2 separate regions of the Mus musculus genome follow, and region 2 is linked to region 1. The links are chromatin loops, found by intact Hi-C in ENCODE. Cell type or tissue: left cerebral cortex. All regions are shown on one strand.

Region 1 (2,500 bases):
CCCATTTCCCTCTCCCCCTCTCCCTCTTCCCCTCTCCCTCTCTCCCTCTCCCCCTCCCCATTTCCCCTCCCCCTCCTCCCTCCTCCCTCCCCCCTCACTTCTCTCTCTGAGACGGGGTCTTCCATGTGAGCATGGCTGGAGAACTCTCTATGTAGACCTGTAAAGTAACTTTTGCTAACCTGATGTAATTGTCTTCTTACGTCGATTTGCTAACCCAGGCCTACCTAGTCCTGGAAGCTTCTAGCCTCTGTACAAACTAATCTAGGCCTAGAATGTTTTCAGCCTCTGAGACTTGCCACTGAATAAGCTCACCATTTCTAGCTCTTTCTGAGCTCTGGCTGGCTGGTTCAACTCAGCTGTTCTTGCTCAAACTCTTCTCCAAGCTGACTGATCCAATCTGGCTTCTGACTGAATTGCTCTGCTCTGCCTCATACTAACTCTGGCAATCTCTTCTAATCTTCTGGCTCCTTCTCCTTCTCTGGCTCATCCTGTCTCCACCTGTGTCTAGCTTGTTCTCTCTCTGCAATCATCTGTGTAAAACTCTCCCGGTAAAACTGCTTCCTCTCTTTTTCTCTCTGTGTTCTCTTTCTTAAACAGACTCTCTTTCCTTCTGTTCACGTGAGAGTTAAGCATATACTATTCTGTCAAATCTTTCTCTGATTTGTCACTTTGTCTACCACTCAAATAGACATCACTTTCAAACATGGCTGCTTCCTTCTACAAACTCACTTTACCTTCATCGTTTGGGAGTAAAGGTGCGGATTAAAGCTATGTCTGTATTGCACCCAGAGGGATTAAAGGTGTGTGCTAAGGGCCTACACCACAACTAGAAGTAGGAATCTCAGGGTTCACGGTGTGATCAAATAGCCTTCAACAGTGACCAGATTCAATTTGAACTTGAAGCAACCCTCCTGCCTCTATCTCCAGTGCTCTGGGATGACCAGCATGAGCCATCAGAACTGCTAATGGTTGACTCCACAAAAGGAAGTTTGTTAGACCTGGTTACTTATCCATTTCCCCTCCTTACTACCAAAAAAGCTGGGGGAGAGTGAGAGAGGAGGGAAAGACAGTGAGGGAGGAGGGAGAGACAGTGAGAGAGGAGGGAGAGACAGTGAGGGACCCCAAGAACAGACACACAGGGACCCACAAGGACAGACACACAGGGACCCCAGGGACAGACACACAGGGACCTCGAGGTTGGACACACACACAAACCAGGAGGGAAGCAAGAAGATGCAGAGAGACAGACGACCTTTCGGTTTGTGCCTGCTTTAAGCATCAAGGAAGAATTTTAAGCCAAACTCCCCCAGGCTGAGAGAAACCAGTTGCCTCCCTGCCTCCCTCTGGTTTTGTGTGTGTGTGTGTGTGTGTGTGTGTGTGTGTGTGTGTGTGGTACACAGCTGATTTCCAGACTGAACCATTTTCAGCTGCATGGATCCTGGAAATGTCAGGGCTATTTCCATTCTCCTCATCCCTGTCACTCCCCTCCCTGTTGACTAGGAATGAATCCTGTTCTAAAGCTGAAGTTAAAGCAGGCACTTGAAGCCTGACTCGTGCAGACCTTTGACCTCTCATGCCCACTTCACTCATGCCCACTTCTAGTGGATAGTCCGGCACAGGTAGAGAATATAGCATGGGTTGTTCTTCTTGTGTGTGTGTTTAAGTATTTATATATATATCGTTTTTTCGAGACAGGGTTTCTCTGTATAGCCCTGGCTGTCCTGGAACTCACTTTGTAGACCAGGCTGGCCTCGAACTCAGAAATCCACCTGCCTCTGCCTCCCGAGTGCTGGGATTAAAGGCATGTGCCACTACACCCGGCAACAAAGGTTTTAAAATGGTTCATCCGATGGCATACATCTGTCATCCCAGCACTAGGAAACTGGCAGAAGGGAGATTAAGAGTTCAAGGTTGTTCTTGGCTACATAGTGAGTCTGAGGTCAGCCTCCGTTACAGGAAACCAGTTCCCAGAAGCGCATACCTCCGTGGTAATCTGTCTTCTGGGTGACCTTGGTGGCCACTTGCCAGGTTGTTTTCTAACCTGCCAGCTGGTCACCTCCCTCCCTAGAGGGAAGGTGCTGAGTACACATGTCTGTACATGGCAAGGCTGACACTGCCGGGCTTGCTACTCCCAGGAAGGAGAAGGAGCAGTCCATGTTCGGAGCAAAGCCTGGGGTCCCTATCGTGTAAGGCAACTGTGATCTGGGTGTGGGTGAGGGGTGGCTTGGCATCAGAAAAAAAAACGAGACAACAGCAAACCAACATTGCCTGACTGTGTGACCTCAGGCAAGGCGCTTTTCCCTGCCTCAGTTTCTCTACCTGTCCAACGCCACTCTAGCATTAGCAGTCTCTAGGATTAGACCAGTAACGTATAATCCACGAACTATAAAATGCAATAGGAATAAGCTGTCCTTTTGTCTCTAAATTGCTGTGTGTGACTCTGGGCAAATCAGTTGCCTTCTCTGTGTGTCTGCCGCCAGGCACTAGAATGAATGCCAGA
Region 2 (2,500 bases), 130 kb before region 1:
CTGGGGTCTCTGTGATCTCTAATCTTTCCATGTTGATTCCACCCCTGAATCCTCACCAGCAGATGTGCGGTACACAGTGTCTGAGTCTTCTCTGATGGAGCTGGTAGAGATCCCCATTTAGACACTGAGAAGAGCTGCCTTACAGGAGTGAATCCAGGCTGCTGGAGACTAAAAGGAGGCTCTGGCCCATCTGGTGCTCTTCACAGCCTGCTCACATCCAAACGTGCCTGGCAGCCCATTGCCAAGTGCTGGTCAGAAGGAACATGCTGTTACCGATTGCTAGCCTAGCCGTCCCCAACAGGCTGCACACCAGCGATATAAATATTAACAGCCCTGTTGTCGGTCACAGGCTTCGCATCACTGCTAGCCTCAAGACACAGCTGAGAACTTCACATTGCCCTTTGATCTTAGAGTGTCTATTTATGTCTGCCTCCATACTTGAAAAGTCTTGTTCTTACTTCTGACCTTGTTCCTCATCTAAGTGCTTTGATCCTGAGGACGTGGACCTCTTTTTACCCCAGGGTAGCAGGCACCCACTCATTCATGTTCAGTATAAAGTCAGCGGATTTGTAGAACGTGAGGATTTGTATCCAGGAAGTCCACCAGTGCTTCAGTGTTGAAGACAGAGTCATGTGGCCTGTTGTGCCACCATGCTCACTGTCTGCAGTGCTAGGTTTAGATCCAAGGCCTTATGCACACTTTGCAAACTTTACTGGCTATATCCCAGCCCTCCTCCAGCACTCTAAAACTGGAGAGCCAGCGTATGCATGTTTGCTGTTTCCTCTGTACCCTCAAAGCCTGCGTTTCTGTGGATAACTGGTGTTCAGGCTACAGGGTACATAATCACTCAGAGGAGCAGAGGTATAGCATCTCTTCAGGAAGTTCTCCTCGACACCCATGGAGCCTTCCACGCTGAAGAAATCATCTGGAGCTGTAGAGATGGCCAACGGGGCCCTTGGTCTGAGTCCCTGCACCAACAGGATGCCTCACAACTGTCTTTAATTACACTTACAGAGGATCCAGCGCCCTCTGCTGGCTTTTAGATTTTCAGCCAGCAGGCATGCACTGTAGTGGAGACATACTTAAAACTTAAATCTAGCTGGGCGTGGTGGCGCACGCCTTTAGTCCCAGCACTCAGGAGGCAGAGGCAGGCGGATTTCTGAGTTCGAGGCCAGCCTGGTCTACAGAGTGAGTTCCAAGACAGCCAGGGCTACACAGGGAAACACTGTCTCGAAAAACAAACAGAAAAAAAAACCTTAAATCTAAAAACTTGTGGAGTTTATTTCTGTTTTACTTTTGGGAGAGAAAAAACCTGGAAGCCATTATTGAAAGTAACTGATAATCACCAGGAGACAAACCATCTCCCCATATTATTCACTTGGGGAGAAACGGGGAAGAGCTCAAGATGCCAACCACCTTAGCTCAGCATAAATGGAGCTCCTGGCTGTGGTGCCCCAGGTCACAGCATCACCTGTGGCATGGTCTCACCCAGTATGCCTAATTTCACTCTTACCAACAATTGAGGTGGTAAATGTAAAGACTAGAGAGAAATGGGAGAGAGTGCACACAGCATAAGGAGAGGGGAAGGAAGCCTCCATGGTGGTGTGCCACACCTGCAGTGTCCACAAATGAAAACCAAGGTGGATGGAGAAGGAGAGCTGGGGGGTAGGAGGGGGTGTTTGTTTATTATTCTGGGTTTCAAACCCAGAACCTCAGTAATGTTTTTAAAATGTGCCATAGGCATTCAATGCGTACATGGAGGGAAGGGGTTACATGCAGAAGCAGACACCTTAAAGGATGCTTTGTGTGGATGTGAAAGGTGCTTGGAACTTGCACAGTGGTGGCACTGATGTCATGTGTTTTCCTCTTTTCTGGTGTGACAGCTGTCGACCTACTGGAGAAGATGCTCGTTTTGGACTCAGATAAGAGGATCACAGCAGCCCAAGCTCTTGCGCATGCCTACTTTGCTCAGTACCACGACCCTGATGATGAGCCTGTTGCTGACCCTTATGACCAGTCCTTTGAAAGCAGGGACCTTCTCATAGATGAGTGGAAGAGTGAGTCCAGGGCAGGCTAGCGTGGGCTTTGAGCTTGCTTTCATTTTATTCATGTTTTGTTTGTTTTCTGAGCCAGGGTTTTTCTCTGTGTAGCCACTCAGAGGAACTCACTTTGTAGATCAGGCTAGCCTTAAACTCAGAGATCCATCTGTCTGTGCCTTCCGAGTGCTGAGATTAAAAGCATGTGCTACCAAGTCCCGTTTATGTAATATTTTTTAACAGTGCTGGAGATTGGACCTAGGACTCACACATATTTCCAACATACCTATGATCCCAGCACTTGGGAATCAGATTAAAAGTTTAAGGTTAAAAAAAAAAACAGACTGAAGCCGGGCATTGGTGACGCACGCCTTTAATTCCAGCACTGGGGAGGCAGAGGCAGGTAGATTTATGAGTTCGAGACCAGCCTGGTCTACAGAGTGAGTTCCAGGATAGCCAGGGCT

The links. Peaks named below come from ENCODE experiments on the same cell type or tissue, not always from the same donor. Only the 100,000 strongest peaks of a DNase experiment are listed, where the experiment ranks them.
Region 2: a loop joins it to region 1, with 5 times the contacts of the local background. A loop is called at or near these places in 1 of 42 quality-filtered maps.

What each region holds. Positions count from the first base shown.
Region 1 is chr17:28,872,994-28,875,493 of GRCm38, forward strand. All of the region lies in intron 1 of Pnpla1 (patatin-like phospholipase domain containing 1), which reads left to right. Among named protein-coding and RNA genes, the nearest start is that of Pnpla1, 16 kb to the left of the region's middle. In left cerebral cortex, no CTCF peak of the experiment used is centred here; DNase peaks (open chromatin) are centred at 1,394 and 1,969; H3K27ac peaks cover 1,808 bases.
Region 2 is chr17:28,743,100-28,745,599 of GRCm38, forward strand. It overlaps Mapk14 (mitogen-activated protein kinase 14), which reads left to right. Exons shown (of 12, transcript NM_011951.3): 11 at 1,884-2,057. Among named protein-coding and RNA genes, the nearest start is that of Mapk13, 25 kb to the right of the region's middle. In left cerebral cortex, a CTCF peak has its summit at 1,032 (motif pointing left); DNase peaks (open chromatin) are centred at 200, 730 and 2,194; H3K27ac peaks cover 1,556 bases.